Regions from separate parts of the Mus musculus genome. Here region 1 is linked to region 2. A link is a loop called in an ENCODE intact Hi-C map of the cell type or tissue named here. Cell type or tissue: heart. All regions are shown on one strand. Each heading gives the region's core, and the rest is flanking DNA. Links, peaks and the distances in the headings are about the cores only.

Evidence for each region. Hi-C counts contacts between places; a loop is a spot of excess contacts. Peaks named below come from ENCODE experiments on the same cell type or tissue, not always from the same donor. Only the 100,000 strongest peaks of a DNase experiment are listed, where the experiment ranks them.
Region 1: a loop joins it to region 2, with 2.0 times the contacts of the local background. A loop is called at or near these places in 5 of 42 quality-filtered maps.

The regions. Positions count from the first base shown.
Region 1 is chr12:80,316,483-80,333,086 of GRCm38, reverse strand. No RefSeq gene overlaps it. Among named protein-coding and RNA genes, the nearest start is that of Gm29952, 54 kb to the right of the region's middle. In heart, for the core only: a CTCF peak has its summit at 9,491; DNase peaks (open chromatin) are centred at 8,076 and 9,176; H3K27ac peaks cover 2,298 bases.
Region 2 is chr12:80,244,893-80,252,892 of GRCm38, reverse strand. All of the region lies in intron 1 of Actn1 (actinin, alpha 1), which reads left to right. Among named protein-coding and RNA genes, the nearest start is that of Actn1, 11 kb to the left of the region's middle. In heart, for the core only: no CTCF peak of the experiment used is centred there; DNase peaks (open chromatin) are centred at 3,152, 5,632 and 6,172; H3K27ac peaks cover 1,263 bases.

The DNA.
Region 1 (16,604 bases), core at 4,781-12,780, 75 kb before region 2:
ACATCCATGTGCACGCCCCACAAGAAGGCTTTTTGGATGTCAGTCCATCAGAAATATGGATAGTCAAGGTCCTCCAGAGAAAGAATACTGTTTGACAGCAAGTCTCAGCCTACAAGCACTGGAAGAGAGTAGATCTCCCCATTACCATAGACATTGCAAAGCTTGCTTTGGAGCCTTTGGGGAGACCTCTTAGACCTTTGACCCTTTGTAGTGCCACCCCTAAGAGCTGGAAGCTTAAAAGCCAGACATGGCTGATAGAGATCTCATAGATCCTTGCTCACAACAAGCTTATAAAGGTTGAGATAAGGGGTGGCAAATGTTATTAAACTAAAATTTTAATATAATAATACTAGAAAAAGACCTAGACCTTAAGAAGTGAGACACCAAAGCTCTCTGGGCTTCTGAGGTCAAGTTCTTAGACCTGGTGCTGGGCCATCCCTAAGAACCTGGGAAGGAGGGAGCCATGGAAAACCGCTGCATGTGCCAAAGAAGAGTTAACCAGTTTTCTATGCAGGGTTGATTGAGAGGGGTGTGTGTGTGTGTGTGTGTGTGTGTGTGTGTGAGAGAGAGAGAGAGAGAGAGAAGGAGAGAGAGAGAGAGAAAGGGAGGGAGGGAGGAGAGAGAAGGGGAGGGGAGAGGAGAGAAGAGAAAGAAGAGAAGAGAGAATATCTTAGTATCTCATCCAAAAAGGCTAAACCATAAAAACCAGCAAGGAAGTCTGATAGATCAATAGATCAAGGAAGGAAAGCTCACATCTGCTGCCTGCAGTGGTAAAGGAGCTGAATTAGTGATGTGGGAGCATGGCCGCGGTTCTTAGGGCAGAGAAATGTGAGAGGTGAGCGGTTTGCATTACTGGTGGAAAAGAGGCAATGGAATTACACTTAAAGGTGAAATGGTTTCCAGTAAAGCACATCTGCCTGAAGAGAGGTCAGAACACAGTGTCATACAGCAGACAAAGCACCAAGCAGGCGGGACCTTAAGAGCTGACCCTACAAGAGAGGGGGAGAGCCCTCACCAGCCTCTTCTGTCCCATTTCAAAGGTGGAGTTTCAGTTGCTGATCACTAAGGCTGGTGCTCCCAACTGATCTCACTGCTTCCTGAATGTGGTCTCTGGGGCCTGGCTTCCTGCATGATTTCCTTATGGCCTCACTCTTATCAAGTGTGACTGGGGCTGGATCACAATGTACAGCAATAGTAAGGGATTGCAAATGGTCACACGGAGGCAGCTTGTGTCAGGTGGAGGCTTTGACAAAAGAAAAGAGTGACTTGAGTTTGGGACACCCTCCCCCTACACCCAAGAGCTTGCACCTCTGACCACATTCTCAGCTCTGGTTGGCTGTAAGAGAAAAGTCATCAACATGCTGAGGGGGAGGGGCAGGACATGGGGAAATACAAGGAACTAGAGAATAGGAACCTGATTGCTTCCGTTTACAAGCCCATGCCTGGGCTTGAGACTAAAAGACCCTTCAAGTTCAAGAAAGGACCTGATGGCTGCATGCAGTGACACATGCCTTTAATCCCAGCCACTTGGAGGCAAGAGGCAGGCAGAATTCTGATCTGGCCTACACATCAACTCTCTGGATAGCCAGGGCTACATAGAATGACCCTGTCCCTTCCTTCCTTCCTTCCTTCCTTCCTTCCTTCCTTCCTTCCTTCCTTCCTTCCTTCCTTCCTTCCTTCCTTCCTCCCTCCCTCCCTCCCTCCCTCTCTCTCTCTCTCCCTCCCTCTCTCTCTCTCTCTCTCTCTTTCTTTCTTAAGGAGCAAGGCCTGGTGAGGAAAGGAGTCTTCCTAGGTGCAAGCCCAAGCTTTACTCTGCTCTGGAACACTGAGTCTTCTCAAATGAGCCGGAATGAGCAGTGTGCAGCTCATGTCCTTTACGGTTTGGGGGGTGGGGGGTTGTGGCGCTGGGGATTAAACCCACTGAGAGAGATGGATCAGCACAAAAGGTGGACGCTGGCCTCAGCTCTGTCTTATTCCACACATCTGTCAGGAAAGAGTTGGCTGGCACAAAGGTCAGTCAGTGCCTGGATCACGGTTCCCCCAGCTTGAAGATCCCACGGAGAGACCTATGGAGATAGTCCAGTCAGCAGCTATGTCTACTGATCCCCCACCACCCGCCGCCCCTGCCCCCTGGTTTCAAGTCCAGTAGGCAAACACTTCCTAAGACTGGGAGATAAGTTACTCCTGAGGGGACTGTATGGACCTGCTAAACACTGCACTTTTAACCTCTCCTCCTCCGGGTGAGAAAAGTAAGTTCTTGGATTCCACTTGGAATGAAGGAAGGGTAGGCTGGGCTGATGCTGGTACGACATGGCAAGTGTGACTCTAGGATCTCCTATGCAAGAGTCAGACTTACCCTAAAGACTGAAATGGCTGGGAGGTCAGGTTTACAAAGCCAAGGGAGGTACACATCTGTACTCTCAGCACCTTCAGAAAGAAAGGAGGGAAGGAAGGAAGGAGGCAGAGGTAGGCAGATCTCTGAGTTTGAGGCCAGCCTGGTCTACAGAGTAAGTTCCAGGACAGCAAGGATTACACAGAAAAACCCTGTCTTAGGAGAGAGGAAAAAAAAAAAAAAAAGACAACCAAGCTATATTTTTGTTTTGGATTACTAGCTCATCTGTTCTAGTTGAAATTGGCCCTTACAACCATTAATGCAGTCGTAGATCATGTAGTCTCCTGCAGGGTTGGGACAGGCCTTGGCAGACAGGAAGGAATCAGGTCTCCACTCTCCTCAGGTTCTAGAGTTCCCACCTTCAAAATCTAGAAGATCTAGGCTCTAGAGGATAACGGCAAACTCCATACAGCCAGCTTAACTGGCTGGTCATGTGCTTAACTGGCTCAATACAATCTTAGCACAGAGAATAGCCAGACCAGAGAGGAGCATTATTAGTGCCTGTCAGTTCTTTTTACTACCCCTTCCTCCTAGAGCTTGTGAATAGATACTGGGTCTCCCCTCCCCCTCTCCTAGCCCCAACAGCAACTAGCTCAGATTGTAGAGAAGTTAGGTGAAGGCAAACTCTGCAGTTACAGGTGCTGTCTTCCTGTCCATCCTCATGGGGAGTGAGGCACGGAATGGTCCTGCTACACAGTTTCCCAGACATTTCCTGCTGTACAAATTCTGACCCCCTGGAGGGGACATCAGGCCCTCCCTCAGTGGAAGTGAAGAATGAAGCAGAAAAGGAGCGTCACTAGCAGGTCCAGGTCTCCTGCCCCACACCATTCTGAGTCACTTCCTGCTCCTTGCTGGACTTTGATCTCCAGCTGCTGCTGCCCCTCAGTTACAGCAGAGAGAGGACTGACAAGCTTATTCAGCTCTATAGTCCTGGGCCTCTCCTGGTTACAAAAAAAAACCCCACCTTTTCTATGCTCACCATTGTGTCTGATGACCTGTTGGCCATCATCCTTGATGCTGCTATAAAGCAAAGTGCTGACAAGAAATATAGGTGGCGGGTCGTGGAGACTGAAAATACCATCTCCCCATCTTCCTTCTCCGCGTTTATGGGAGCACACATGCAGACGAAGCTCCGTGTTGTGAAATCAGGGTTGCCTTCTTTTCCTAAACACTTCTGAAGCATCTAGAAAACCAGAAGTTTTGAAAGAAAAGAAATGGCAGCAGCTTGGGGGAGCCCTAGGCACCGTAGCTACTATTTCCCATCCCAGCTGCCAGCAAGCCTCAGTGACATACGTTGCTGGTGACCGACTGTTCACTTAGGGCTGTGGTCTGTCAAGCAGGGTTATTGTTTTCACTTTATGAAGAGCCTATTATGAAAAAAGCAAACTCAAGAAACCAAAATGAGGACAAAGCGATTCACATTACACACAAATGGATTCTTTACCTAAGACTTTCTCAGACACCCCTCTGCCTTTGAAGAGGCACTGTGGGCTAGAGGGATATACACTGTAGCTGAGTGGAATCTTTTGTTTTGTTTGAGGCATGTTTTCTCTTTGTATAGACCTGGCTGTCTGGAACTGGCTCTGTAGACCAGGCTCACAAAGATCTGCCTGTCTCTGCCTCCCCGAGTGCTGGGATGAAAGGCATGTGCCACCCCTGCCTGGCTCTGAGTGGAATCCTTAAGGAGCCCACATGGCTCTCAGCTTTGCCTGAGTGACCAACATCCCCAAACTTAGGAGGTCTCTCAAGAGAATCTTCTACACAGGATGGTTTGAGTCTCTCTGGGAAACTAACAGCCCTGGTAGGTTAAGATTCCCTTCAGGGGCTGGAGAGATGGCTCAGTGGTTAAGAGCACTGGCTGCTCTTCCAGAGGTCCTGAGTTCAAATCCCAGCAACCACATGGTGGCTCACGGTTGTGATCCCATCTATAATGGGATCAGATGTCCTCTTTCTGGTATGCAGGTGTTGTACATGATGATAAAGCACTTATACATAAATACATAAAATAAATCTTAAAAAAAAAAAAAAGATTCCCATCAGACCCCATTTCCCTGGTGAGTAGGGAAACCGTTCCTTCCTGTGACTTCTCCCCAGTTACAAGTCATTGCACCCCCAAAACACAAGCAAGTTCTTGGAGTAGTAATTTCCCTTGAAAACTCTAATCCATGAGGCATAAAGAATAACAGCACTTAATAGGGCCAGGCTGCTTACGGGGGATTCAAGAGAACTGAAGTACAAGGTGGACCTCAGCTAGGGAGGTGGCTCAGTGGCTTAAAGCGCTTGCCACGAAAGCCTGGTGACCCGAGTTCCATGCCTGGAATCCACATAAAGACCGAGGGAGGGGCTGGAGAGATGGCTCAGTGGTTAAGAGAGCTGACTGCTCTTCTGAAGGTCCAGAGTTCAAATCCCAGCAACCACATGGTGGCTCACAACCATCTGTAATGAGTTCTGATGGCCTCTTCTGGTATGTCTGAAGACAGCTACAGTGTACTTCCATATAATAAATAAATAAATAAATATTTAACAAAACAAAACAAGGTACATCTTCAATGCTTCAGTCTGCCAGGAGAGATTGTGTTTAAAAAAAAAAAAAAAAAAAAAAAAAAAAGACCGAGGGAGAGAAACAGATGTGCAGAGCTGGCCTTTGACCTCTGCACATGTGCTTGGCCCATGTGCCCCTCTTCACCTCTGTTCGTGCACACACACACACACACACACACACACACACACACACACACACAGGATGGAGTTAGAACTGCTCTTCTATAGTCAAGTATACTTCATCAAGGAGACACTGAGGTGTGCAGACCTACCCAGAAAGTGTGTCCTGGCTGCCATTTCTGAGTGGGGAATTTGTGAGAACAGCTCTGTCTCGCTGTGGTCCCAGTCTTGTTGTCCACCAGGAAAGAGAAAGACTTCTCACAACCTCAATGGAGGCGACTACACACTCTCTGAGAGAGCAATCCACTCCTGGAGGTGTGTTCTAGATGTTCCCACCTGGTCCTGAAACAGACACCTACTTGTGCCCACTGCAGGTCTCTGGGCAGTAGCAGAGAGCTGGGACCAACAGGTATTCATCCTCATGGGGTGGGGGGAGATGTAAAATGTGGTAGCAACCCACTCCCATAGGCTACACAGCTATGGGCAGGGATAACCAGACAGACTCATGGCAGCATGGATTCTGTCAGTGAAGGGGAAAGTGCAGAATGATAGCCAAGGCAGTACCATGTATGGAAATGAACACTGCATGTACAGGGTGAGGCATGGTATTGTGAGCCTTTAGTCCCAGCACTCCACCAGCAGAGACAGGCTGACCTTTGTTGAGTTCTGGCCAATATGTCAGGTTCCAGTCCAGAGAAGGTTTATGTAGTGAGACCCTCTCTCAAAAAACGTTTATAAAAGCCAGGTCTGGAGACACATATCTTTAATTCCAGCATTCGGGAGACAGAGGGAGACAGATCTCTGAGAGTTCTAGACCAGCCTGGTCTACAAAGTGGGTTCCAGAACAGCCAGGGCTGTTACTCAGAGAAACCAAAGGAGAAGTAGGAGGAGGAAGAGGAGGAAGTGGTGGTGGAGGGAAAGGAGGAAGAAGAGGAGGAGGGGGGAGGTGACATGTATATAAAAGGAGAATGTACATTGCCTGTGCCATATAAAACAAAGGGCAGTGACTATCACAGACACTAGAACGGAGACCCACGTGAGGGCAGGCTGGGTAGATCACATAAGAAGGGACTTCACAGTCACATAAAGATCTTGCGAGCTGTGGGCAACTCAGTTGATGGTAAACTGACACAATGGGTTATTATGCCACCAAAAAGGGAAAAGACACACAGAGCAGGGTATGGTGGTGCACACCGAAATCCTTGTACTTGAGAGGTAGGTGCAGGATTAACGGTTTAGAGCCAATCTCAACGGCCTAGTGAGTTCAGGTCCAGCCTGAGCTACATGAGACCATTTTAGAAAAGGGGGGTGAGGAGGGAAGAAGGGGGGGGACTATTGATTTATGCTTCAATAGAGGTGAACTTTACAAACATGCTAAGTGGCAGGTGCCATTCACAGAGATGGCATGCTGTTGGATTCTGTATGTGATATGAAAAGGTCCAGGGGAAAATGGGGAGTGAGTGCCAAGTGATTAAAATGTAGTACAATGCCAGGCAGTGAAGATGCACCCCTTTAACCCCAGCACTCGGAAGGCAGAGGCCGGTGGATCTCTGAGTTCGAGACCAACCTGGTTTACAGAGGAGTTCACAAAATAATGAACTGTGTTCTTTGGATGGGTAAATTTTAGGGCACACAAACTATCTCAGGAAAAAAAACATTTAAAGGAAAATTAAAAGGAGGAGAAAATTCTCCTGTGAATTGGCCTTGGCCACTTCCTTTTTCTGCTTCTGGTTTCAAACAGGAACTGGGCAAGGTTCACCTACCTTGACCCTGCCTTAGGGCCATTGCACCCCAGTGGCACATAGTTGCCTCTGGCCCTTCAGACTTGGGAAAACCAGATTGGCTAAAGGTTCCTGAAAGGAACTCAGTACTGCCATGGGGGGGGGGGGGAAGAGGGGGTGTCTGGTTGGCAATTTCTGCCATCTGCTCTCAGAACACTTCCTCCAATGCCTAAGAATCTCATGATCACATCAGCCTCTGCCATCTTCACAGTGGAACAAGAAAGGGACGTCAGAGCCGCCCGACCAGAAGTGGTCAGTGGTAGCTCGAGGAAGATGCATTTTCTTTTATCAGCACCGGTATTGGTATTGGTTAGGCACCTTTAGAACTCTTGGTGACTCAGTTTCTTTCTAGGGAACGAGCATGAAGCACCAGGAGCAATTTGGATAGGAAATAAGGAAATGTATGTGAAAACTCCTAGCACGGTCCTGTCCCATAGATAGAACCTGCTAGATGCTTATTGAATCCCAAGCCCAGCAAGCCCCTCAAACAGGCAGCCAAAACAGTCTGGGGAAGGTAAGAGAAGGGTTAACATGGAAGAGTCGATTCATAATCATAGCTGAAATCCTGTGTGCCGGGAGTGTTGAGAGCTGAGAAACGGAGACAGACTGACTCTAAGTTAGCCGTCCTGAGAACAAGAGAGCGAAACCCAGTTTAAGCGCAGTGGCCAGCCAGGGAATGCAGTATCTCTCTGACAGAGCTAGTTGCCAGAAAGCATCCACCTCCCCCTGCGTATCTGTCGATGGGCTTCTTTTATCCAGCCTAGAAAAAAAAAAAAATGCTCATCTGTCTCAATTTACAGACAGAGGTAGAAATGAGAAAAGTCCCCAACAGGTTCCTGACCACCCTTCCTGTGGAAACGGAGTGGATGTGTCCAATGAGCCACCCAGGGTGCAACTGTTATCCTTGGGTAGAAATGACAGAAGCCAATTTCCCCTCAGGAGCCTTTGAAGTCTGAATGAAATCTTGGTTCCTAAAGATACTGGTGGTGCCGGGCAACAGGAACTGTCCTGCAAACTGTTAGGTCTCAAATCAGGACAAATGGCTGAGGTGCCATTAACATATGAAAGTGAACCTGGCTGGCAGGTCCTTACCTATGACAGGGTATGGTTGGCATGCCCTGCCCCCTACCCTGAACCTCTCCAGCCCAGGTCCTGGGCTGCCCTTCCCCCAGCTACCCTCCTTATGTAATCCAGCCATTTTGCTAAGCCAGTCCTTTTGGCTATTCTGTCTCCTACCCTCTACCCTCCTGACCTCTTGGACTAGCTCTCTCCTCCCCCCTCCCCCTTTCCTCACATGTCCCAGCTCAGGATGCTGTTCACTCTGGACTCTGCCAGATGTGTCTGCCTCTGGCTATGCTCTCCCTTTTATCTACAGTGAACTTTCCCCCACTACCTAGGACCAGTCATGTCCTTTCCTTTTTTATTTCTGTTTGTCATTCACAAGCTATATGACGTTATGTCACAGAGAGCTATTGCCTGGCCAGCACTGCTGAAAGGTTCCAGAATGGAGTGGCCGAACATTTCTCGGGGCCCTAGTTCCTCCTGTGTGGTTCTCCAGGCTCTGCCTCCTGCTGTATGTGTCTGCTTTGTCTCAGGCTGGCCTCTTCTGAGGTGTTGAGGTAGCTGCACCATCATTCTGGATAACACACTGCCTTGGACGAGACACAGAAGCTTTCTGAAGTCCCTAATGGAGTCGGAGGGTAGCTCTGCCTGGGCCACTACAAACCAGGACAGGGCTTCCTGCTCTGAAGGGTAGGAGGGCAAGAGGCAAGACTGATGGGAGCTGGTGTGAACCCACCTGGAGATCATGCCTTACCCTCCAGAAGGAGATGAAAAGATGCCAAGAACACAGACTCGTGTCTACCGCAGGTCGTAAATCTCATTTATAGCTGAGGCTGTCACCTGAGACCTCCCAAAGTTCCATACCTGCTTTATGACAAATCCAAGACCAGCTGTCCCTAGTCTCAGTGACAGTGTAGTCAGCTGTCTTTGAATCAATAATGTCACTGAGGGCCTCGACAGGTAACCACCACCTCGTCTCTAGGGAGATTAAGCAGACAGAGTCTTTGTAGCTATAAAGGGATGCCCACATTGATCTCCAAGGCACCACTGGGACCTTTGCACCCAGCACTTGATAAGAAGAGCACAGAGATGAGCCTGTTAACTCCAGGATAGGCCTCAAGGAAGCTGAGGTGGGCTTGTCTCAGCCATGTTTTCAGATTTGTCATTTCCTGAGCAGCTCTGGCCACCCTCCCCTCTCACCTCCTCCCAGGCTAAAATGGACAAACCAGGGCTGATAATTGAGTTAGGTCAGCTTCCTCTCTGGCCCTGCCCTCATCATAATCTCATTTCCACGGGATGAGGGATGGCAGTGTCCAGGCTCAGGAAGCAATCTGTTCCCTCGTGTCCGCTGGGCCTGTTAATTGGATAGAAGAACTCACTAAGCTTCCACAGAACCCTATTAGAAACAGATTTCCTCTGGTTCCCACAGGCCAGCCCTGGAGGGCTCTCCAGGCCTCAGCCTACAGGGAAATTCAGCTTTCAATTCAATTTCTGTATAAGTGAGTTGTCTTTTATTTTTAATTTATTTTATGTGTATGGGTGTTTGGCCTGCGTGTTTTATGTGCAGACCATGTGCATGCAGTACCTGCAGACGTCGAAAGAGGGCGTTGAATCCCCTGGATTGGAGTTACATATGGTTTGAGTCATTGTGTGTGCTGGGAATCCAGGTTGTTTGCAAGAGCAAACAGTGCTCTTAATGATTGCACCTTCTTCCCAGGTCCCGAGTAACTTAAGTCTTTATTAGAATAGTAGCTGCCACTGACTAAGTGCCTACTGTGTGTCAGACATAATGCTACATAGTGTGTTCTGGACTAAGGATGAAACTGTTACTCTTGGCCAAGGGTCTCGCCACAGGAACTGCAGGACCCTCCCTCTATTTGAATGGATATACTTTGTTCTTGGGAAGAACTTTGGGCAGCTTGGTTGTTTGTTTGTGGGGGCTATTCATCTAATTTTTAAAACAGTCTCATTATGTATCCCAGAACATATTAGGTAACCCAGGCTGCCTTTGAACTCAAAGTCCTGCCTCTGTCTCTCAACTGTTGATGGCTAGTTCTGTTGGCTCTTCGAGAACAGTCCTGTGTCTAGGGTAATATAGTGCCTGAGTGTGAAATGGCCCCCTGGGAGAGCTGTCTAGCACCAAAGGCCATCAAGGGTGCCCCAAATTGTGACCTAAGTTAGCTTCCTGAAACCCCCCCCCCCCCACTCAATGCTTCCAAGAGACAAGCCAGAGCTCAGCCTCCACCTGTACTCTGCGCCTAGAGTCAGGAGTCACATCAGAGCCTAGGGGACTGAGGTGCAGAGGACGCTGACTCCCTCTTCCTGAGCTCTGCGCTTTGCTCTCCTGCTGGCTGCTGTGCCTCACTCCATCTGTCCAGATATCACCATCCCCAGGAGAACGTCCTGTCCACTGGCTGAGTTAGTCAGCTTCAGCAGGAACCTCACCTCTCCTTCTCCATCCCAAAGCCCTCTTCCTTGACCTGTTTGGTCTGTGCAGCTCTACTGTTGCATGCTGGGTAGGGTCAGTCACTAGTTCTGTCTATTCCTGTCATGAGAATGTGAGAGCTTTCCAGACGGTGCTTTGGCTCCCCTGGCCTCTCCCAGTTCCAGGAACAGGGGGAGTTTTTAAGATACGCCTGCAGAACAAAGGGATGGATAAATGAACCATGAAAACATTCGCTGCAACATTTGTTTCTAGGTAACTTTTAATTTCAGTTTTGATTTTTCTCTTCTATCCAAGAGAAAATGTGCTTCTTGCTATGTTCTTTCTTTTTTTTCCCCTCCTCCTCCTACTCTTTTTTTTTTTTTTAAGTAGAGCCTCATGTAGCCCAGGCTGGCCTCCAACTCTGTATGTAGCAGAGGATAACCTTGAGTTTGTGATCTTTCTGCTTCTACCTCCGGAGACCTGGGATTACAGGTGTGTACCATTTTTACCTATTTTTATTTGGTACTGCAAGTCAAACCCAGGGCTTCTTGAATGCTAGGGAAGCTCTTTGCCCTAATTTCTATACACAGTTATCTATCTATACATGAGGGCTCCACATTCTTTAATTGAACCAGCTGAAGACTGAAAAGGCAAATGCATCTCTGCTGAACCTTACAACATCTTAACTTGCTGTTATTCCTTGGATAACAGCTGCTACATAGTGTGATATGGCACTGGGCTGGTATGGTTAATCTGTGTTGGGCTGGTATCTTGATGGGAATTGAGAGATACCTAAGAGATCAATGAAGCACACTTCGCTGTGTGTCTGTCTACGAGGGCATTTCCTAAGATGATTAGCAAGGTAGACCCATCCTGTGGGGGCTGCATTCAATAGGGAGGAACAAAGGGGAGAGAATATTTCTTCCTGTTTCCTGGCTGTTATGGGTAAACTGCTCTGTCCCACCTTGCCGTTTCTCCACAATGCTCTATGTTGGCACAGGCCCTGGAACAATGCAGCCAGTGAACTGATGTGTAACCCCTGATGCTGTGAGCCAAGATAAACCTTTTCCTCTCTCTCTTTTTTTTTTTTTTTTTTTTTTTTGGTTTTTCAAGACAGGGTTTCTCTGTGTAGCCCTGGCTGTCCTGGAACTCACTCTGTAGACCAGGCTGGCCTCGAACTCAGAAATTCGCCTGCCCCTGCCTCCTAAGTGCTGGGATTAAAGGCGTGCGCCACCACGCCCGGCTAACCTTTTCCTCTCTTAGCTCGTTCCTTCGGGTGTTTTGTCACAGTGACAAAATAAAAGTGACTAACCTTTAGACTTTGCAGGTGCTCTAGAGAGTGAAGTATGTGGGAGTATACGCATGGGTTATATGCAAACTGGACACCATTTCTATGGGGTTTGTCCATCTGTAGACCTGGAGGCATGCTAGGAAACGCTGAAACAAACCCCTGAGGACACTTAGGAAGAACTATAAGTAGAATTTGGGGAATTATTATTATTTTGAGCAAAGCAAACACTGATTTATTAAGGAAACTTGAGAACTCAGGAATGGAGGGGCTCCTTGAATGGCATCCATGACTGATTTTAATAGATGGTGGTCAGAGGCTGTGGCCTATTAATTCTCTGTGCTTAATTTTTTTTCCTTGAGTCTTCTTTCTACCTAAGCATGATTATTTTAAAGTTCCTTGCAGCCAGGTGAGGTGGTACACACTTGGACTTTCAGCACTCTGAGGGTAAGGTTGTTGTGAGTTTCAAGGCCTGCTCTACAAAGCAAGTTTTAGGCTAGCCGGGACTGCCTAATGAGGCTTTGTCTCAAAAAAAGCATGAAAGAAAATAATAATAATAGTAATAATAATAATAATGTTATACTGACAAAGCTAATAAAGATAAAAACATGAAAACAGAGTAATTCATGAAGTCCCTGCCACCTGCCTTCCACAGGTGCCAGTTTATGGCCAAGTTTGCTTAATTATGGCTCCTATTATTTTTAAACACCTCTCGAACAGGATTTTTAAGAAGACCTTATGGTCACAGCCTCAAAAGAAGAAAAATTAGTGTGTGTTCAATCGAGTGTATTGTTAAAACCCATTATAATTATTTTTTACTGTCTAGTTCTAGTTAATTCCAAGAGATAAACAAAAACATCTCACTTCAGTTATTATGACCTTTCCCCTTGCATGTTGTTTTACATTTATTATTTTTTTGTGGGGGAAGGGCACACGTACCACACAGAGAACAACTGCGGAAAGAAACCCTCTCTTTCTGCCCTGTGGGTCCTGGGTATCAAACTCAGGTTGCAAGGCTCAGCAGCAGGCACCGATACCCACCCTTCCTCTTACATCTGTTTGTTTTGAGACTGCTCTCACTGTGTAGTCCCAGCTGGCCCAGAATTTGCGTGTGTAGACCAGGCTAGCCTGGAGCTCATGGAGAAAGGCCTGCACCTTTTGTCACCTGCTACTAACCACTATTCATTCAACGCACAGAGGCTTATGGTTGCTTACAGGCTGGGTTTTTATTGAACACGTGGGTTAGAAATAGATGCGGAGAGAGACCCTTTCATCCTCAGATCTGCTGGTGGGAAATCTGCTTCCTATTTACGTGTAGATGACTGAGAACACAGCCGGAACAACAATGGTCTCAAAACCGACAGCCATCAGCAAGAAGGGGGAAGAAAGAAAATGCTGCCTCAGCTCTTGCTGGAGAGAACTGTCTGCCTGAACAGTAGTTCAACTATGGAAGGAAAACAGTGTCGCCTGAAACGGACCCTCAAAGCTTCCATAATGCACACCATAGATCCCGCTGCCACATGGGGCCCAGCTACTGCCTTACTCAGGAGACCCAGGAAGCTTCTATGCTCCCTGCACTGTGACTCTTCACACTTCAGTCCTCACTTCAGCACAAGCTACATTGATGTTTTGTTCTGGTTTGGTTTGGGTTTGGGTTTGGGTTTGGTTTGGTTTGAGACAGATTTCTCTGTGTAGTCCTGGCTGTCCTGGAGCTCACTCTGTAGACCAAAACTGTCCTGGAAGTCAGAGATCCACCTGCCTCTGCCTCTCAGTGCTGGGATTAAAGGCCTGTGTCTCCACCACCCAGCAAAACTACATTCTTTACTTTGGGGTTAAAGAACACAGGAGAATACTTTGGAGAAAGGTTGAGTTTTGTTTTGTTTTTATAATATACTAGTTAGTTAGTTAGTTAGTTAGTTAGTTAGTTTTGAGACAGGGTCTAGCTATATAGTCCCAGCTATTCTGCAACTCTCGATATAGAACAAATTAGCCTTGAATTTATGACAGTCTTCCTGCTTCTGCCTCTGGAATACTTGAAAATGGAGTTGCAACCTATATTCTGTAAAGTGCACTGATCTTCAGGAAAGAATTCCAGTAGAAATTCCGGTGGTTTTTTTTACATCACATGCCTGTGGAACCCTACCCCAGACATGGAACACTCCAGTCACCACAAGGCACTCCCTGTGTTCTTTCCTGTCCCTACCCTATACCCCACCCTAGCCTGCCAGGAAATTGTGCACTGCACTGATGGCCTGTGCCAGCAATGTTTCAGCCTGCTCTAACTGATAGTGTGGGCTGAGCCTCCTGGGACTCAGCTCTTCCTTTCCTGTGCTCTAAGGCCAGGTAAGTCCAGGAAGACCCATCGTACAGACAACAGCTTCTCAGGGACCCCACCTAGTGAGAGCAGGGCCTGTCCCTACTGTCCTAATTATCATGAGACAGACCCCAGGCCTTGACCTTGAGCCTGGCCTGCCAGGCCTTCCTCCCTTGCATACTGAGCACTGAGCATAGAAACTCAATATATAACTTAGTCTTTCTAGAGTAAGAGGCAAGACCAGATGGGAGAGCTCAGAGTTACTGTAACTGGAGTCTGCCAACCTGGATTTCAGTCTTCTGCTAGCTGTGAATCCTCCTTCAGCCCTACCCCTGCCTCTCCCAGTTTCTTTTTCTCTAAAATGGCATTAAAATGAAGCCTTTTTAAGAAGCTACCCAAAGCACGCTATAAACCCACAAGTGCTATAGAAGCATAAAGAGTCATTACTGTTACCATAATAAATTCCCAGACCCTGTATGGGATGCAGCCCAGGGACTGCTTATCCAGGTAGGTTACAGTGGTCTCTGACTACAAACCCCATAGCACCACCATCTTCTTCAAAGGAAGGGACCTGGGGTCTTCTGGGAATCTCTGGAAGGCTTTGATATTGCTTCTTTGCTACTTTAATTGCAGTTATGATTTATTGAAGGCTCATCGTGTGTCAGGTAAAGCACATAAAACTGAACATGCCAGAGTTAAGCGTCGGCGGTGCACGCCTGCAAGTCCAGGAGCTGGGCCATAGAGGTAAGAGCATCAACTACATAGTGAAATCTACATGATGCCCCGTCTCAGAAAAAAACAACAACAACTCTTAGCAAGTCTTCATAGGGCCTGCTGACCTGCTGTTGTCCAAATACACAAGAGATTAAGGAGCATGTTCAAAGTCATGTAACAAGAGATAGAGCAACAATAGCAAGTGATAGACTAAAAGGAAATAAAACTTGAGACATGTGATTCATGTAATTTATGTCAAATAGCCCAAAGAGTTGTTTATGAGCTTTAAAACCTGGGGCTGAGAACATAGCAGAACAGGCCAAGACATGCCCAGGCAGGCCCTTTGTTACATGTCCTGACTGGCCTGGTGCCACCCTATCTCCCACCCTTCTGACAGTCTGTTGATGTTTAAATGGACCAATCATGTAAAACTGCGCCAATTCCTCCCCCAGCCTCACCCCTTTTCTATAAAAACCCCTAGCTTCCAAGCCTCAGGGTCGAAACCACTGTCTCCTGTGTGAGATACGTTTCGAACCGGAGCTCCGCCATTATGGCTCCACCATGTGGTCGACACCTCTGTCTCCTATGGGAGATATGTGTCGGCCTGGAGCTCCATCATTAAACTACCTCATGCTTTTACATCAAGATGGTCGTCTGTTTGTGATTCTTGGGTGCGCGCCGAACGGAAATTGAGTGGGGGTTTCCCCACTAGGTTCTTTCAAGGCCTAGAGTTTGAACCGTGAATTATGATTAGATTTGTTTTATGTGCACCCCTTGCCTATGTGTATGGATGTAAACCATGTACGTGCCTATTGCCTATAAAGGAGGTCAGAAGAAGGTGCTGGATCCCCTGGAACTGGAGTTATTACAGATTATTGTGAGCCACTATGTGGGTGCTCAGAATTGATCCCAGGTTCTCTGGAGGAGTAGCTAGTGTCCTTAACCACTGAGCCATCTCCCCAACCCCTGTACCCTAAAGTTATCCTGAGAACCCTATGATTCCTGTCATGAAGGAGAAATAATATCTGCCTTGTATAATTGAAACCCTGTGTGAGAGAATTTGACATATACTGATGTCTGTAAAGGCTCGCTTCCCTTTACACCAGACGTGCAGCCGGTGAATTTGGAGGAATAGATGCTAACATCTCAATAGCTTCCAGGCACCACTGAAGAGCGTGATCAGAGGGTCCCTGGTGCAAACACTTAACACTTTGCTGGGCATCCTATCCAGCCTGCCCTAAACACTTGCAGTTAAACATTCTACAGCATGACGGAATAACAGTACCCAGTGTATTTGTTAGAACTATAAGATCTTTTCTTTTAAGATTTTTTTTTTTAGATTTTTCACACACGAAATATTATATTTCCTCTCTCTCTCTCTCTCCCTCTTTCTCTTTCTTTTCCTTCTAAGTTTTTATAACGTCTAAGTCATCTATAGTAATATGTTACTTTTAGGGAATTCTGTGTGTTTGTGTGTGTGTGTGTGTGTGTGTGTGTGTGCACGCTGTAGATTGGTCCTGGGGCTTTGCACTGCTAAGCATGTACTTTGAGCCGTTTAAAACACTTTAATTGAATTCATTCATTCCTTCGGTTTCACTTTGTTTTTTTTCCATGCTGGGGACTAAGCCCGGGGCCTTGCATCTGCTACACAGGCATCCTGCTCCTCTGTGCAACTGTGGTCCAATCTTACATCTAAGATGGCTCTGTCCTATAAACCCGTGCTTCCACCACAATCACACTGTGGTGGGTCCTCTTCACCACGGAAGACTCTCTGTGCTCTCAGTTGATCAAACCTGTAGGGTTTCTAGCTCCAACACCATGTCAGTTAGATCTGTCTCTTCTGGAGTGCCACATAAGTTGGAGCACACATATGAAAGATCTCTTCTTTCTCTCGTTGTGACTGTCTTACATCGTGTTCTTCTGTCGGTCACTAGTCCACTCCTTACTCCTGAGTTGTCTGGACATAG
Region 2 (8,000 bases), core at 1-8,000:
TGTGGTGGTGGTTGCGTGGCCTTGTGAATAGATTCAAAATTACTGGATTGTGCATTGCGGAAAATGGTGACATTGATGTTATGAGAATTATGTCTCGAATGAAAATCCCAAGAAAAGACTAATAATATAAAGAAGAAGCTGACAGCTGCCTGTCATCCCACCTCCCAAATGTGAATACTGTCACAGGAGTTCAGATGGTATCTGCCGGCCTCATAACTTATCCTTACTTTGGTAACAGTGCTCCTGAGCTCCCACCCCCACTCCACCCCACCCCACCCCATTTCTTCTTGCTCGCTGTCTGCTCCTGGGCTGGGATTTGGAACCATGAGCTATGGTAGTAGTAGCGTTCAAGAGTCATCAGGAAGAGAAGCAAGTTGTCTGATTGGCCTCTTGGAAACTGCCTGAGAATTTATGATACATAAACATCAGAACAGGGCTGGGAGGAAAGGTGGTTTTTTCCCTATCTCCCCAAGTCCCCACCTTGTGAGGGAGTCCTGTAGATGTTCAACTATAAACCCTGTTGGACTGTGGTCACTTCTCTTCTCGCCTTCTGCTGTCACCAGGGTCAGCAGGCAAGGGTGGCTTTCCTCTGGGTCCGAGGCAGGAATGGGCAGGGGAGCCAGCCCCACCTCCTTGGGAAGTTGCCTAGCAATAGTGGGTAGGTGACTTAGCCCTCTATAGAGGTGGGAGGAGAATAAAAGGCAGTGAGGATGGGAACTGGGTGTAGATGGGGAGGATGCTGTTCCCCTGGAAACTGCCTGCTTGGTCCTTGGCTACCATGGGCCTCCCATAGGGCTATGACTTGCTGTCTACTGAGATGGATCAGAGTCTTCTCCAGGATTGTGTCCCAAAAGTTCCAGGATGGAGGAACCCTTGCATGCCAGCCTGTCAGTCAGACACCCTTAGTCAGGGGCATTAGCATTCACAGCAGCAGGGGACAGAGATGTAGGGTGGTCACTCTTCTAGGATGACCTGAATTCAGGAACACAGAGTAATGTGCTCCCAGGCCCACAGAGGAAGGGGTGGACATGAAGGCCCAGGTGTTCCATTTTGGTTTGAAATGTTTCATAAGTGAAAGGTACTTAAAAGGGAAATGTAAACACTGTCCACTTTCTGGGGAGGGAAGAGAAGATTCTCGAGGGTGGATTGGCCAGGAGAGCTGTCTGTTTTGCATCAGTCAACCAGCTAGTCTTTATTAACAGTAAGTAAGTAAGAAAGAAAGACCAACAGCTCACAGTGATTAAAGTTAACTGACTGAGATGACCTCAGTCTGCACGCCTCTTCAAGGAAGGCGCTGGTAGTCTGTTTTGCTAGATGGGAAACTGAGACACAGAGAAGTCGCTTGCCCAGGAGCTGACCGGCTAATAAGCTGAGTTATGCACAAAGCCAGGCAGATTAACTTCAGAATTCTGACTTTTAACCATCAGTACAGACACACCCTCTGCTGTGAAGGGGCTTATGATTTCACTGAGACTGGAGTCTTAAATGTGAGTGAACAATGCCTCGGGGTGGTATGTAATCAAGGGCTCGTTTTATGATTCATGGTTTTTCACATTTATACTCTTACATTAACCGTGATGTGATTTCTTGCCACTAATGTCGGTGAGCAAACGTGCGAGGGCTGATCTCCATTTTAGGGTAGAGAAAATGAGACTCAGAAAAGTTAGGGGACTTTAGCCAAGGCCTGGACACAACTTGAAATGTTTAGGGGGAGTTTTAGCCAAAGTCTCTGGAGGGACTCTTAGCCTGACAGATCCTGGATGACACACAGACATTTCTGAAGTTACTTTTCTTAGTTGGAGAGGGAGGGGGGAATGTCAGTAGCCACATTGTGCACCCCCAAGGTGCTCTTAGCCCTGACTCCAGCTTTTGGCGTTCGGCATCCCCTCCCTGCTGCTTCCTCCTTTCACCTGCCCTGCCCTTTGTTTATGGTCACCTGGGGGAACCAGACAGGCTTTGCTCCAGGCAGCAGGGTTATTTTGATTGCAGGTGTCCACACTTTAAGCCTTGAGAGTCATGTTCAGAAAGATGTAAGGGAAGTTGGGGCTTTGGATGGATTTTGCCATTTCAGGGCTGGGAGTTTCTGGACCAGGCTGTCCTGTTGGAGGACAGTGCCATTGAGCATTGTAGGGCTTCAGAGGGTCTAAACCAGAGGCCCCAGCTGTTGGTTCTGGGTGGAAAGGCAGCCAGTCAGGGACTGTGCCTCTTTGCTTACCTTGCTTCTGCTGCCTGGTGGTTGGGGCCTGTGGGGCTGTCTGGAGTAGGGTTGCAGGCCCAGGATTGTGTTGCCAAGCTATAGCTTATAGGGCCCTGAAGACTTATTTATTTTAGTTGGTTTGAGACAGGTTTTTGCTCTGTAGCCCAGGCTGACCTGGAACTCACTGTGTAGCCCACTCTGGCCACCAACACTCAACAGTTCTGCCTTGGTCTCCTGAATGCTAGAATTACAGACCTGTTATAGGTATGAGCTACCGTGCCCCTCTTCTGAAGAAAGATACTTTAGTATAGGCTTAGTCACAAAGATAAAGAGAGAGAAAGGCGCTCAGAAGAAGATAAGGTACACCTGAGAGCATGGGTGTGGGGTTCTCAAAGAGGAGTCTCAAAAAGACAGCCGTCAAATACGGGTATGAGCCCTTCCAGAGAAAGCTGCCCTTTTAAAACGTTCTTTTAAAGTCATCTGCAGAGGTGGAAATGATGGGAGAAAGATGGTGTTGGATTCCATTTTTCAACCCTCTGTAGGTGAAATGCCACAGGGGATAGAACCTGGAGGTGATTGATCTCCCTCAGGCAAATCTCTTCAGGTAGCTTGTCTTCCCTTAGGACAGGAGACCCCCTTCCCTTTTGGATGGAGGGGCTGTGGGAGTCAGGTGCTCTCTTCTCACGCCCCACACAGAGAGGCCAAACAGCTTGTATTTTGGGAATGGAGAAAAAGTGGAACTTTTAATCCCTCTTCGTCCAATGCTAGCCTAGGAAAGGGGACCCTGCCCTGCTCTGCCCCTTTGTGTCTCACTGCCTGCCAGCAGCAGCTCTGTTGTTTCTGGCTGAAGCCTTGAGTCTGGGGGAGTGGTTCCCTTCAAACACCACAGACATCCTCCAGATAATACACGATGGCACCTTCCAGTCCAGTTCCCGATATTTCCGAAGGGCCTTTCTTTCCAGGAACCCAAAAGTGATTTTCCAGACTCAGCTCTGAGAGCTGGGATGAGGGGCCATGTGAATGTGTTTTCCTGGAGGCGGGAACTGGGCCCGGATCCCTGTTTCCTGCCCTCTGGGTTACTGGACTGGAGGTGTCTGTGCACATCGCCCACCCCCTTTTCCCTGGATCACCCCCACCCCCACCCAGCCACCACCTTTAATGTATTGTTCTGTGGTTCTGGGCATGGAATATAGCTAGGACTTTGTGCATACTAGACCAGGGTGACACCTCCACTCTCTTCTTTTTTTTAAAAATGTAAGTTAAGCAACGTGGGGCTGGTGAGATGGCTTAGCAATGAAAGACTCAAGTCTGAAGCCTGAGTTCAGTGCCTGGAACCCATGTGATGGGAGAGAAGAACTAGTTGCTGGAAGTTGTTCTTTGACCTCCACATATTTGCGCAGGTGCATATAATAAGTTAAGGTGTAACAGAGTAACATTTAAAAAAAAAGTTAAATGACAGTAATCTTATAGCCTGATTAATTAAATATATATGTAAGTTTATCTTACTTGTGTTTGTGTGTCGATAAATACTTATTTATTGTTTTTGTGTTTTGTTTTGTTTTGTTTTGTTTTGTTTTGAGACAGGGTTGTTTTTTAGTCCTGGCTGTCCTGGGACTCACTCTATAGACTGGCTGGAACTCAGAAATCCATCTGCCTCTGCCTCCTAAGTGCTGAGGTTAAAGGTGTGCACCAGCACTCCTGGCTTTATACATGTATTTTGAAAATTCAGAACTACACCTTTGATGCGTGTACTTGGGCCTGTCTACTACTGCCCTGCTGAGGCTGCCAAGCTTTGAGTGGTAGGGCCACTTTGGCACCTGGGGGTACCTGACTGGGGAACCTTCCCCTGGGCCTTTCTCCATAGAAGACCCTGGTTGAAGAGCAGGTCTAACTTGGGGTCTACCATCCTGGGCTTATGGCTGTGACTGTTAATGCGTCCTAATCCCACAAAAGCACGAGAGGTCGTTTATAGTGCTGCGGGTTGGACTGGGCACATTCTTGGTGTTTCCCAGATGGGCTTGCATTTAGGGCTCACAGCACTTGAGATGGAACGGCTGGCAGGAAGTAAAGGGCATCTGGGAGTTCTTGGAAAGACCCGAAAGGTTCAGGTGAGCACAGCAGGGGTTTCTAGAGTGTCTGCTTTTGAAGCTAGTTCTTGACTAGCTGACTGTAGAGTTCTATTTTAACACATTCGACTTGAGCTTCAGAACCCAGCTTCTTCAGGACTTCCAGCTTCTCTGGAATCCCAGTGGCTTCCCTGGTGGCATGGACCTGTATCCTGAGTTTCATGTTTTTGTTAATAAGCATATGGTCGTATTAACCCTGTCTGGGCAGCTGGCATGAATCTGTGACCATTTTGAAACAGGAGATAATGGAGAGATGGCTCAGTGGTGTAAGAGCTTTGGCTGTTCTTCCAGAGGACGTGAGTTCAATCCCCAGTACCCACACAGCAGCTCACACTGTCTGTAACTCCAGTTCCAGGGGATCTGACACCTTCACACAGACATATATGGAGGCAAAATACCAATGCACATAAAATATAAATAAAAAAAAAAAAACTGGAGCTAAGCTCATAGCTCCCATCGAAACCCTGCATCCCATGTCCTGTTGAGGCTTGGAGGAGACATTGCCTGAGCTTCATTGTTCCTTGCAGGTGACAGTAAAGCCAGAGCTCAGCTTCCTGCCTCTGTGGTGGGCTCTCTGAGGGAGGATGTAAGTAAGTCAGTCTCAACACTGTCTTTTTTCCTAGGCTTGTTTTTTGGCATCCTGACTCCCATGTGCTGTGGTTACCTGCTCCCATGTCCTACCTGCCATCCTGGGGCTTTGAGGTTAGGGTCTTGAGGACTTATACTCTCTCACTATCTTGTTATTGTCTTCTTGGAGTAGCAACATTTCTCTCTCTCTCTCTCTCTCTCTCTCTCTCTCTCTCTCTCTCTCATCTATCTCTCACCTATTTATCTGTATGTATGTAAGTAAGTATATATGTATGTATGTATCTTGATTTGCTTGAGATAGAATTTCACGTATCTCAGGTTCATTATGTAGCCAAGAATGATCTTGAACTTCTGATTCGTTTTCTCCCATCTCTACGTATTGGAGTTACAGGTGAGTTCCACCAAGCTTGGTTTTCAGTGGTGATGAGGATTGAAACTAGGGTTTCAGAAGCCAGTACTCTGTGAGACAGACATGCCTGTTGGAGGCTCAGATGAACATAAGAGTTTTAGAAAATGGCAGAGGCAGGAGTTGTGTTAAACCCCTGTTGTTCAGTCCCAGTCCCAGTCCCAGTCCCCCAGGACAGCTGGACAGCTAGTGGGATGACAGCATGTAACTCTCCATCCCTGCCCCGTTTCTTTGCTCCCCCCTCCTCTTGTCCTGGCTCTCAGCCACTTAGCTGTTGCCTAGCCCAGTTGGCACCTGGGCTTCCAGGATGGGCTGGTGAGAAACTTGGAAGAGACAGATGTGTTGGCAGACTTGCTAATACTGTCTCAGAGCGTCACTGTGAAACTCTTGGCTCTGAGGACATTTGGAGGATCAGTCACCCGAGGCGGCTTGGGCAGTAGATGGTGTATGCTTGTGGGGTTTCCTGGAGTCCCGTAGCAAGTGTGAGTCTCCAAAGACCTCCCTGACAGACATTGTCTAGCTCCCTGATGACAAGGCACAAAAAAACTTGTGTGTTGTAGCTGTTTCCCAACTCACTGTGTGCCTCTGGCCAAGGTGGCTGGGTAGCAGGAAAGTCCGACAGGAAGGCCTTGTGTGTCAGGGTCTGAGTGACCAGTGCTACTCCAGCTATGAGGTTGTGTCCTGGCTTCAGGACAGAGGTCTAGTTGGCTCCCCAGATTCAGGTGTAGCTTGGAACCCTCCTCCTCATTGGACTGTGTCAGAGTGTTGGATGATCTTAGACTCTGCCGTGCCTCCTGTCACTGTTCCCTTTGTGTTCAGTCTCAAGGGTGCAGTTGATCACCTCCCAGCTTCCTTGAAGACAGCCCAGCTGTGCTTTTCCTCTTAGCCATGTGCACACTCCAGATTTCTTTCCTGAGGGGACTATCCATGCTCGTCCCTCCCCCAACACCCTACCACTTTCTCCCTGGAGGTTGGATATTTGGCTGTGATCCCTGCTTCAGAAAATCTTAGCAAGTTTCTGGTCCTCTTGTGTTTGCTTGGGGGCCCCAAAGGATGTCAAACTAAGGTCTCAGTTTTCCTTCTCCTTCCTTGGGCTGGGCTAATGTTGGTTGCTCTCCCTGAGGTGTGGTTTGCTGTCTTTAGCCTGCTGTCTTTAGCCACCTTAGCTTTGGGGTTTGGTCTTAGTTAGGGATCCTATTGCAGTGAAGAGACACTATGACCATGGTAACTCTTATAAAGAACAACATTTAATTTACACTGACTTACAGTTTCAGAGATTTAGTCATTATTGTCATGACAGGAAACATGGCAGCGGGCAGGCAGGCAGACATGGTGCTGGAAAAGGAGCTAGCAGTTTTAAGTCTTGATCCACAGGCAGCAGGTACCTGTGCCACACGTGGGCATCGCTTGAGCATAGGAGACCTCAAAGCCCATCCCCACAGTGACACACTTCTTCCAGCAAGGCCACACCTACTCCCAACATCTCCCGATAGTGCCACTTCCTATAGGCCAAGCATTCAAACACAGAGTCTGTGGGGAGAGTCCTATTCAAACCACTATAGGTGTGTTACTGGATAGAACCATGGGACCTCCAGCTGGCTAGGACATGGTGTCCAGTAAAGCCTTGTTTCTCTTGCTACCTTCCTGTCGGGGACTTTGGAGAGTGGCATTTGGGACACTGTCCCTTTTGAACTATTAGCTCCAAGAGCCACTTGGCAGAGTCCTGTCCTGTTCTCTTAGCATAGGAACACTGGTGCTATGAAGTGCCAGAGCCTCAGGAGACCCAGGGGGTTTTGTTGGTGCTGGGCCAGTCAGTCATAGCTGAGTGTTGCTTATAACCCATGATGGTTATAATCACCGAATGGTGGTCAGAGCTCCATGCTGGTAGTTAAAATTAAGGTGGTGCTCAGGGTCTTAACTGGATTACCACGTGGGAATCATCGCTAAGGCCTGGACCTTGTCAGTGTTCTGTTCCCCCCACTCCCTTTGTCTGTTTGTTTTGAGACAGGGTCTCAACTGTGTAGCTCTGGCTGCCTGGAACTCTGTATGTGAGCAGGCAGATCTCAAATGCATAGAAATCTGCCTCACTCTGCCTGTCAAGTGCTGGGACTAAAGGTGTGTACCACTCACTGTTCTTGACTTTTTGGTGGTGGGCTTTTCCTTTTAAGGTTTGCTTTTATTTTTATCCGTGTGTCTCTGTGAGTATGTGTGCACTTGTGTTTGGGTTCCTGCGGAGTCTAGAATGGATCATCAGATCCTCTGGAGATGGTGCTATTGATGGTTGTGAGCCACCTAACACTGGGGCTGAGACTTGAACTCAAGTCCTCCATAGAGCAGTAAACGTTCTTAACCACTGAGCCATCTCCTTAACCATGTTGGTCCCTTCTGAAGGGATGCTCAGAGGATTCAAGCTCTTCTTCAGGTGATCTTAAGATGGGCCCCTGGTCTTCCCAGCCTGTGCCTGAAGCTAAGCGTTCTGCAGTCTTACTTGTGGGAACTTTCTATACTCTCAGGTTCCAGGAGTTTCTCCTCACCTGTCCTTCACTTACACAGAAGTCAGTGCTCTATAACTAGGCTCAAAGACTCAGCCTTCTTTGTCTTGACTCAGGAAATGCTTGGCTAGGGTGTGGCCTTGAGTGGGAAACCAGTTCCCTAGGACATCAGAGTGAGACCTTGTTTGGAG